Regions from separate parts of the Homo sapiens genome. Here regions 1 and 3 are each linked to region 2. A link is a contact called in ENCODE Hi-C or POLR2A ChIA-PET data. All regions are on one chromosome and are shown on one strand. The core of a region is the stretch at or near the end of the contact, and the rest is flanking DNA. Distances in the headings are between cores, read along the strand shown.

Region 1 (3,340 bases), core at 123-2,622, 3.4 Mb before region 2:
CTTTTCTTTGATTTGAAATTTTAAAAGTACTAAATACTTAAAAAAAAATAGCTCATGTATCTCAAAAACAAAAATCTGTCTGTACTCCTCTCAAACCAAATAAAGAGTAACAGAAATGCCAAAGATAAACTACCTACCTTACTGGAAACCTCTCGAATAAAAATGCAAGATTTACAAAACTTAATTTCTTTTTTCGTAACATGGAATTAACTGGGTTATGCACATTCAAATGGTCAGAAGAAAAGATTTAAGGCTCATTTAAGATCAGCAATCTAAAACCACTGCAGCCTGGCCTCCCACAGGAATTGGAGAAACTACCTTGCTTTTACTATTTTTACACCGTCTCGCTTCACTGTTCCCAAAGTCAGTGCGAAGAAGGCTGGGTATCTGCTACCCCTAATTACTTTTATGGGTAAACTGAGGCTCAGCGACTGCAAGGGACTGGCCCAAGGTCACTCAGAACCAGAGCTGCAACTCCAGGCTTCTGTTCCCTCTCCTAGTATTCCTTTTTACAAACTCGGCCTTCATGGTCGAGGATGCCTGGACAGAGCATCCAAGAAGTGTGGGCGCAGTGACCTGCAGAGGGCTCGGAAAGCATGCCAAGAGCAGCCAGGGGACCCACACCAAGTTGGCCCTGAAACACGCCAGGCAGAAAAGAGGCAGGACAGGGAACACCGAATTTCCCCTGAAACACTCTGAATGCCTGATCTGAGCTCCGGCCCCGTGGCAGAGGAGGTGGTTAAGAAAAGGCTGGGGGCAGCGCGGGAACGCGTCCCTTGCCCGAGCAGAAGGCCGGAGGCTGGGGAAGATTCGCAGCCGGTCGGACGGCAGGGGACTCCGTTCCAGGGCTCCGGGGCTGGGCGTCCAGAGAATACGGGGGCGGGGGACGGGGGCCTGCGTCGGGGATGCGGCCGTCTAAGGGCGTCCGAAGCGCGCACTTTACCTTCCTCCTCGTCCTGGAAGCTGAGCAGGCTGGCCCGGGGCACCTCTTTGTTCTCGCGAGGCCTCTTGCGCGGCTTCAGCCCGTTGCCGGGCTCCGCGCCGCCGGGGAAGCCGCCCCCGGCCTCAGCCCCGAGGCCCGGGGTCAGCGCGGAAGGCGGCGACGGCCCCGGGCCCAGCAGCGACTCCCCGCCAGGGGCCCTGTCGCCGCCACCGGGGCCCGCCTCTTCGCCCGTGCCCGGCGGCGGCAACAACGGCGGCGGCTCCTGCTCCTCATCGCGTTCCCGCTCTTCCTCTTCGGAGTCGTTCCGCTTGCGCACGTTCACCCGCCGGGCCTTTCGGAACATCCCCGCGGCCCGCACGGCGGTCGAATACTCGCTTCCACACCGCGGCCCCGGCAGCGCCGAGCTCGTGACGGCGCACGCGCGCTCTCCGGAGCTCCAGCCGGGTCGAGTCCTCTGTTGCTACCGCGCACCCCACGAGCGCGCATGCGCCTATGCTCCCACGCGCTCTCAATACTTGGAGAAAGAGAGAGAGTGAGAGAGAGAGAGAGAGAGAGAGAGAGAGAGAGAGAGAGAGAGAGAGAGAGAGAGAGAGAGAGAGAGAGAGAGAGAGAGAGAGAGAGAGCGAGAGAGAGAGAGAGAGAGAGAGCGAGAGAGAGAGAGAGAGCCCCACACCTCTCGCGAGAGCGTCGGCTCTTTGCATCGCTCTCTGTCGGAGTGGAGTACTATTAGCATGGAACTCTGGTGTTGTTTGACAGGTCACAAAGAGGATCATAGAGATGAGAAGAAAGAGTAGGCTCTGTTGTCCCTCAGACGGCGCTGCTGCAGTGCGTCTTCGCACTTACGCGGAGCGGTAATGTGAGGAAGCCTCCCGCCAAACAGATGAGGGAGGAGGAGGAGGGGAGAGGCCAGAGAGAGAAGCGGCTTTCGGGAAGGAAAGTGTGATCTAGTAGGTGGAATAGTCCTCTCCAAACTTTGACCTGAGGTGTGACTATTGGTAATTACTAGTTATTCTTGAGTAATACTTTGTATTTCTACAGCTTTATAGCTACAGAGCTCTTAGAAAGACATTGAATTTTATTTATGATACAATGTTACTTCAAAGACATTGAATTTCATTTATGGTACAATGTTACTTCAAAGACATTGAATTTCAGTTATGATACAATGTTACCTGGCTTGATGTCCCCCGTTCCCCAGTCTTTCAGGAACAAGGAAAGCAAAAGTGTTTCCGTGTTTTCTAAAGAATGCCAAGTTTGCAAGCAATTCTATGACTAAATACTTTCCAAAGCTTAGTGAGTTTCAGAAACAAGTGGAAGGAAAATAGAGCAGGGGGTGGGGAAGGTTGTGACAGTTCTCAGACTTGCGTGACAAAGCCCTCGCTGGCCACACCTTCACAGGGTGATTGCGCCTAAGGTTGAACTCACCGGCTTTCCCTATCTCATCACCGAACTAGAAGTTTTTCCTTCGGGCATGCACCTGTGCATGCGAATTCATTTTGATGTTTCGAAATTAAAAGGGTATTCGGTAGAGTGAAAAAAATCCACCCATGTCTGGAAGGCTGTTCACTTCCTCAGTGGCAATGTTAACAGTTTCTTATGATCCTCTAAAGATGTTCCATGAACATAAAAGCAAATAAATATGCATATTTTAATGTGTTCCCCTTTTTACACAGATGGTGTGTAAGCTGCATTTTTAGCCTACCGTAGATTGGAGATCGGCCCATATCTGTATATGAAGGGTTGTGTTTTTTTGGTTTTTTGTTTGTTTGTTTTGAGACTAAATTTCGCTCTTGTCGCCCAGGCTAGAGTGCAATGGCGCGATCTCCGCTCACTGCAATCTCCGCCTCCCAGGTTCAAGTGATTCTTCTGCCTCAGCCTCCCTAGTAGCTGGGATTACAGGCACGTGCCACCACGCCCAGCTAATTTATTTTGTATTTTTGTATTTCACTCTGTTGGCCAGGATGATCTCAATCTCTTGACTTCGTGATCCGCCCGCCTCAGTCTCCCAAAGTGCTGGGATTACAGGCGTGAGCCACCGCGCACGGCCGTCTATTTTTTTTTTTAACCCACCTGCGTAGTGATTCATTGTTGGGATATACCGTAATTTATTTAACCAGTTCCATAAACATTGATATTTAGATTATTTCTAGTCTTAATCAGTGCTGTAATGAAAAGCTTTGAAAAACTGTTACATCTGTAGGATGAAATAGAATTGAAATTGCTAGATCTCAATATATGCATTTATGATTTTGCTAATTCTAAATTTCTTTTTATAGAAGTTATGCAGTTTGCACTTATATCAGCAAACATTAGGATGCCTGTTTGCCCACACCATCCTGTAGAAATTTCAGTAAGATTTAAATTCCAGGTTGAAGTGGAAGATCCCGAGCACTCCAA
Region 2 (3,569 bases), core at 743-3,242:
AGGACCCTGACCGTTTCTGCATGTCTTAAACTGATGAAAGTAGCTAAGTAGACTTTTAAGTTGTGACAAGACAACTTGATCCAAGAAAACATATTTCTTGTCAGAATATGCAATTTTTTTTTTTTTTTTGAGATGGAGTCTCACTCTGTCACTCAGGCTGGAGTGCAGTGGTGTGATCAAGGCTCACTGCAACCTCTGTCTCCCAGGTTCAAGCAATCCTCCTGTCTCAGCCTCCCCAGTAGCTGGGACTACAGGTGCACACCACTACACCCAGCTAATTTTTGTATTTTTAGTAGAGACAGGGTTTCACTATATTGGTCGGGCTGGTCTCGAACTCCTGACCTCAGGTGATCCACCTGCCTCGGCCTCCCAAAGTGCTGGGATTACAGGCGTGAGCCACTGCGCTCGGCCAGAATACTCAAATCTCAATGTTGTACATTTACTGTCAATCCTGTCAGTATCAGTATATTGTATACAGTATACAGTAATTGACAGTATACTGTCAATTATAAATTGAGTTTTTTAAATTATGATTTACAAATGAATTTGTCAAAATTAAATTAAACCCCCCCACACGCACACACACCTGGAATCCTTTACAGATAGGTGGTATATGAATACAAGGCACAGATTGTATGTGCATGGTGGCTTTGGCACAAACAGACTACTTCTTTTTTCAATGTTAAGTGTAAAGCAGTTCTTTCATCTCTGTTCAGTGCAGTGTTGAGTGTGACTAGGATTTGAAGAACCTAAAAAAAAAAAAAACTCACCTGCTTGCCATCTTCTTGTTTTTTTTTTGTTGTTTTTTGGTTTTTGCTGGTTTTGTTTGCTGCTTTTGTAAAACCAGTTTATCATATTCTCATTAGGAAATCAATTTTCATGAAATTAATTTTTTTTCCTGCTAACTATGGCTCAATCTTTTCGTTTCTCTCTGCTTCTATCTTAAGACCATTCCTCAAATTGACCATGAGAGGATTTACATCTGGGGCACTTGGTATATGCCAAATGGAGACAAAATCAGAATCAGCAGCCTGGCTGGGCCACAGGTCCAGCATCCCAAGCTATTAAAATATTCTTAGTGTTTCCAGGGAAGTGATAGATCCACTTTGGAAGCTGATAATATACCCCTCCCCTAGAAACATGCATATACACAAAGTGTTCTAAACAACTTCCAGGTGCTCATGACCTCCCCCACCTCCCAAGCTCATTGACCACTGCCTCGCCTTCACGAACTCCAGACCTGGTCTGAACATTTCTAAAGGACGCTCGGGAGTTAAAAGGAGCGAGGCCACTGCAGAAATGACAGCCTTCATCCACAAGTGGCCCACTTCGGGTTGGCTGGAGCCACAGCTGGGTGGGGACAGGGCCTGTGCTCAGGTGAGCACTGCCTACCGCGCACCCTCCAGGTGCGTCCTACCCTGAAGCGGTCGGACTGGACCGTCTAGGTCCCAGCGCTCGAGAGGATGGCAGGCAGGGGCTGGTGATTGTCTGGAGATATGAATGCTTTCTAAGGTTGACGTCAAGGTCTCCTTCCTGAGCCACAGTCCACGTGATAAGCTCTGTCCAGGTAGAAATGATCTCACCTCTCCTGTCGCCCAGGGTCGGAAACCTGAGGCCCGTGCGGGCTGGGGCAACTTAGCAGGGGTCCCAAGCCCGCCGCGCCCCCTGCGCCCCAAACGTGTGTGGAGGGCTTGGACGTGGTCCAGAGGGAAAAGATGGGGTGAACCAGGTGCCGCGCACCCTTCGAGGAGCCCCCGCTTCTCCGTTTCTGTGAGTGACTCCAAAGCACCTCCGAGGGCCGACACACGCGCGGACGACCTTGGGCGGGCACTGACCAATGTCCCCTTCCACTCGGTTGTGTCGGGGGTCCCCAGGTGAGGCGCGAACGCCGCCCCGCTCACCTGTACGAGGCCTTTCCCGGAGCAGCCCGGCTACGAAGCGACACCCATGGCGGAGAAGCTAAGGAAGACTCCCGCTCCCTCACACCGCGGCTGAGGCGACTGAACCGCCCCAGTACGCCGGGGCCCTCCCCAAGCCCTGCTCCCAAGCCGAAGCCCCGCCCCCGCGTCTAAGGCCCACCTCCAGGCCCCGCCCCTGACCCCGACTCCGTGAGTCAAGCCTGGCCTTTCAGTCCAGCCCAGCCCGTCGAGGCCCCGCCCCTGTTGTTATGGCCCGCCTCCAGGCACCGCCCTTGATCCCACCTTCATGAGTCAGGCCCCGCCTTCCAGCCTAGCCCGGCCAGCCGAGGCCCCGCCCCTGTAGGGACAGCCCACTTCCAGGCCCCGCCCTTGATCCCGCCTCCTTCGGTCAGGCCCCGTCTTCTAGTTCCGCCCCGCCCGCGGAAACCCCGCCCCCGCGCGCCTATGGCCCACCTCCAGGTCCCGCCCCTGAGCCCGCCTCCAGGCGTCCAGCCCCGCCTTCCAGCCCCGCCCCAAGCGCCGAGGCCCGGCTTCCAGGCTCCGCCCCGACCCGCGCGGTGGGGAAGAGCCGCTGCCGCTGGTTCTCCGGCTCTTCCTCGGCGGTTCTGGCTCCCGGCCGCGCCGCAGCCCTGCCCAGTCTCTCTCCCCCAGCCCGGAGGGCTCCTCCGCGCCGCACGTGAGCGCGCCCGCCAACAGGGCCACTGCCGCGGTAAGTCGTGCCTGCGCCCTGTCCGGCGTCCAGTCCTCAGCCGCTGGGCGAAGCCGGAGGAGCCGGGCATCTCCTCCCCGCCGGCCCGCGGGTCCTTCTCCGGGTCCAGAGGGCTTGGGCGGCGCCGTGGGGCGGCCCGGGGTGCAGGTGGCTTACCGGCGCGCGGCCCGGGCCTGCGGCGCGCTCTGCTGCAGTGCGGGGGCGGAGAGCTCGGGGCCGGAGACCGGGAGGGCAGCGGGGAGACTGGGTGGGGTCCCCTAGGGTTACCCGACCCTGGCGCGGAGGATATGATGCCGGCCACGCCCTCGCCGAGCGGGGCGGCAGGTGCAGGTCCAGGGGTGGGTCGCGGCCCGCGCGCCCTCCCGGGGCCGGCCCACGAAGAGACGCTCAGCCTTTGTTTGCTGGTGCCCTGGCTGGGGAGGAGGCTGGGGACGCAGACCTGTGAGAACTAAGGGCTTTCCTCGTTGGGGAAGACCCCAGTCTTCCAGCCAGTCCCCAGGAGAAGGGATCCGGGCCGCAGTGCGCGCTCTGCCAGCCTGGCCCCTGCGCCCTGCAGGGTTCCCGGCTGCTCGCGGGGACTGTTACCCGCAGTGTTGCCTTACACTCGCGACTGCAGCCCCACAATTGGGAAGACTTTGCTAGGATTTTTTTGGTAAGGCGAGGGAAGACCGTCCCCCCGGCCCCACAAGTCTGCTGCCATTAGGTGGCTTAAATTTTTTCCAGTACAATTTAATTGCCACTTTGAAAGACCACATTCAAAACAGTGTGTCCCAGAGTTGATTAAGCCCATTGGTGATGAGTGTTTCTGTGCTGTGGACTAAGGATCATTATCAATTTTATTACTAATAGTACATATCTGTTATCTGTTGCTAAATGTTTTTGCTTATGTGGTAGGGTCACTGTCCTCATTTTCATCGAACTGAGAAATGTTCCTTCATATA
Region 3 (3,455 bases), core at 848-3,347, 3.8 Mb before region 2:
CATAAAAAACGATGAGTTCATGTCCTTTGTAGGGACATGGATGAAGCTGGAAACCATCATTCTCAGCAAACTATCGCAAGGACAAAAAACCAAACACCGCATGTTCTCACTCATAGGTGGGAACTGAACAATGAGAACACATGGACACAGGAAGGGGAACATCACACACCGGGGCCTGTTGTCGGGTCGGGGGGAGGGGGGAGGGACAGCATTAGGAGATATACCTAAGGTTAAATGACGAGTTAATGGGTGCAGGACACCAACATGGCACATGTATACATATGTAACAAAGGGGCACGTTGTGCACATGTACCCTAAAACTTAAAGTATGATTAAAAAAAAAAGAAAAGAAAAGCCACTTCCTCAGGGGAGCCTTCTTTGAGCTCCCAGATTAGATCCAAGGTCTGTTAAACACCCTCAGGCACCATGTACCTCTCCTTTGGAAAACTCGTGCTTGAAACTGTATGTATGTGATTTTACTGACCAATATCTGCCTGCCCCACTCGACTGTTTGTAAACCCCACAATGGCAGAGGCTTTTTGACATTTTTATTCATCACTTTATCTCTACCGTAGCAAATAATAGCCTCTAGTAATACTTAATGAATTCGGAAATAAATAACTCTATGCTAACTAAGTATCATCTTCCTAGCTGTGACTAGCAAGTACAGGTATAGGTATCAAAGTTTAAAAACAGGCCAGGTGTGGTGGCTCATACCTATACTCCCAGCCCTTTGAGAAGACAAGGTGGGAAGATTGCTTGAGACTGGGAGTTCGAGGGCAGCCTGGACAACATAGTGAGATTCCATCTCTACAAAAAGTAAAAAAAAAAAAAAAAACATAGCTGGGCATGGTGTTGTGCACCTACAATCTCAGCTACTTGGGAGGCTGAGGTGGGAGGACAGCTTAAGCCCAGAAGTTCAAGGCTGCAGTGAGCTATGATAGTGCCACTGCACTTCAGCCTGGGCAACAGAGCAAGACCCTGTCGTTTAAAAAAAAAAATGAGGACAAAAATTGGAAGTTGAAGATATTTTGGCCATTAATTTAATCGTTTATTTAACCTGGGAGAAAAACTGCCACTGTTTTATTTTAGAGCAATGCTTCCACATGGCAACACGTTCAATTGCGTTTTTCCCAAACCATGTTACTTTCCAAACGATTACAAGTAGTCGCGAAGGGTGGTCACACTTTACAAAAAGTGTAATTAAATTATAGAGTCGGCTACATCTCAGTCACTGGCCCATTCCTGGTCAACTGACAAGTAGCTGTGGTGGCTTCTAGTAGCTTGTTACAAGTCATCAAGTCAGTATGAGTGTTGGGGGATGGAAGCTATTGAAAACGGTGCTGACGGCCCAAGGAGTAGCAAACTGTCTCATGAACCGTCCTGAGCCGACTCAGTAAGGACTCAATAGAGAAGGACACTTCATTTACTTCCCTGACAACTGCAATAAAGAGGTTTTAGAGCTCGCTGAGGGATGCTGCCTGGGCAAGGGAAATAAATGTGTTGTAACATGAAACGGTCCCAATCAAGCAAGTCGGGGCCCTCTCGCTGTCGCCGACAGTCCAGAGCAAGGAAGTACACAGCAGTCCTGAACCTCAGTTTTCTGCAAACCAGAGGCTTGCCACTGAGCCTATGTGACCCGAAAGCTGCAGAAAGGAGAGGCTGTGCCCGGCACACGGAGGCCGCCTCGCCAGCCTGTGCTCCCGACCCTGCGCCTGCCGCCCCGGACTCACCTGGCCCGGGGCCCTGCGGGTCCTTCAGCTGAGCCTTGAACCGCACGCCCGTGAGCTCTTCTTTGCGGGCGCGCTTGGCTGCACCCGCGGAGGAAGCCGCGCCGTCCTGGCCGCCCGAGGCCTTCCTCTTGGGGACCCCCATGGCCGAGAGGGCGGAAGCGCGACGGAAACGACACACCTGAGGGGACCCGGCAGGAGCACTGGCACAGACAGCAGACACGCGCTTCAGGCCCACATGGCGCAGGAAGAGGCGGGGCTGGCGGAAGAGGCGGGGCTGGCGGAAGAGGCGGGGCTCGGGGAAAGGCCGGCGGAAGGGGCCGACCCGCGCGAGGCTGGGACCGGCGGAAGGGGCGTGGCCTGCAGAAGGGGCGGGGCGATAGGGATCCAGAGTCTTGGGGATCCAGAGTCTTGGGGCTCCATGTGAGTTTGCTGTACCGGTTGTCCCGGTCACGGCATGGGGCGAGCGGACACTCCACGACACCCCCCGCCCCCGGCTGCAGGGTTTGGGGTCCACCGGGGCGCATTTCTGATCCCAGTGGCTCTTCGGGTGCTCTTGGCCGGAAGAACTCCCAGACCTTTCACTCCTGGCCTGGCCGATCCACGAAGACTCGGGCCCCGGCGCGTCCAAGCAGCACAATGAGTAGTTCTTGACCCGAGGTCGCCCTGAAGGTGTCGCATGAAGAGCTTGCTTCACACACAACAGGATTCGATACTTTGCCAATTCAAGGCCCTGGTGGCTGGCCGGGAAGGTGGATTCGCCTTGGCTAGGTGCCAGGCAGGTCCGCCTGTGCGGGTGCCCCTGACTTCGACCCCTAGCTTATGTCACAGCCCGAACCAGATCGACTGGTCTGGTAGCAGCCTGTCACTCCAGACTGTCCTCCACCCCAGACTTCCGCAAACTGATGGGCTCTTTGCGCCGTGCAGGGTGGGAGGAGAAGACCAAACGAAGTAACGTCTGTAAAACCCCTTCCTGGACAGCGTAAGGCCTCCACATCTAAGTTCCTGTCATTAAAATGGAGACAGCAAAGCCGACCCTATCCAGTCCTTGGGACTGTTATGAACAGAAAATGATGCAATGTATGAAAAACTGCTTTGAGGAGAAAAACAACACAGTGTGTTTTTGGAAGATGTGATTGATTTGTAAACCGCATTAAATGCTCTGAAATAAAATGAAAGTAAAAATAAGTAAAAACAGGCTGGTACATATTTTAATACGACTTCATCGATACTTAGGTATGTGTCCAAATAAATCATGAACCAGCGCATTAGATAAGTAACTTGGTGATTACTGAAATTCTCCATCAGGTTGTCCTCTAGTCTAAGAAAATTGTGTTTCATATTCTGTAAGCAGATGTGTTTTGAACATCTGAGGATGTGGGCTTTTGTGGCCTGTTGGGGTCTCAGAGTTTCTAGTAGAAAAAGCACGTGTGTTGACGCTGAGCCTCTGTCCCGACAAGATGATTGTGCCTGTGGAGATGTCTATGTTGTAGGCAGGTCAGAGAGAGGGTGTCACCCCTAGCAGATATGAGCTAATGCAGCAATGTTAAGAGAGGGGAATATGCTCAAAAAGTCATCTGTAAAAGGCAACACTCATTAGTGAATACAGACTTAATTCTGACTGATTATCCACACTGGTCCTCTTCTTTGGTTAATCGCTAACCACCAACTTTGTTTTCTGCCATGGTGGTCCCAACCAAAAAGTTATCAGAAAGAGTTAGGAAA

The links. A loop is a pair of places that touch in the nucleus more often than their neighbours do. ChIA-PET counts read pairs that join two places held with the same protein, here RNA polymerase II (POLR2A). Pooled maps may share reads with other maps.
Region 1: a loop to region 2 is called in a pooled map, with 15 times the contacts of the local background. The contact joins the promoter of PAXBP1 here to the promoter of CBR3-AS1 in region 2. A Hi-C loop is called at or near these places in 1 of 37 single-sample maps with no recorded cell type and 10 of 50 pooled maps. POLR2A ChIA-PET finds 5 or more read pairs at or near these places in 1 of 52 experiments (WTC11).
Region 3: a map of CD14-positive monocyte shows a loop between it and region 2 (25-fold over the local background). The contact joins the promoter of URB1-AS1 here to the promoter of CBR3-AS1 in region 2. A Hi-C loop is called at or near these places in 1 of 168 maps with a recorded cell type or tissue (CD14-positive monocyte), 1 of 37 single-sample maps with no recorded cell type and 4 of 50 pooled maps.

What each region holds. Positions count from the first base shown.
Region 1 is chr21:32,770,383-32,773,722 of GRCh38, forward strand. PAXBP1 (PAX3 and PAX7 binding protein 1) reads right to left here and starts at 1,373. Exons shown (of 18, transcript NM_016631.4): 1 at 944-1,373. The coding sequence starts at 1,286. EPCIP-AS1 (EPCIP antisense RNA 1) reads left to right here and starts at 1,718. Exons shown (of 4, transcript NR_024623.1): 1 at 1,718-1,926. RefSeq lists an enhancer at 1,040-2,029.
Region 2 is chr21:36,154,316-36,157,884 of GRCh38, forward strand. CBR3-AS1 (CBR3 antisense RNA 1) reads right to left here and starts at 1,993. Exons shown (of 3, transcript NR_038893.1): 1 at 1,902-1,993. DOP1B (DOP1 leucine zipper like protein B) reads left to right here and starts at 2,509. Exons shown (of 37, transcript NM_001320714.2): 1 at 2,509-2,628. RefSeq lists enhancers at 1,035-1,702, 1,703-2,369, 1,754-1,803, 1,884-1,943 and silencers at 2,124-2,673, 2,704-3,003.
Region 3 is chr21:32,391,036-32,394,490 of GRCh38, forward strand. URB1-AS1 (URB1 antisense RNA 1 (head to head)) reads left to right here and starts at 2,098. Exons shown (of 1, transcript NR_026845.1): 1 at 2,098-2,925. URB1 (URB1 ribosome biogenesis factor) reads right to left here and starts at 1,977. Exons shown (of 39, transcript NM_014825.3): 1 at 1,734-1,977. The coding sequence starts at 1,875. RefSeq lists enhancers at 1,243-2,025, 1,885-2,179, 2,026-2,807, 2,330-2,579.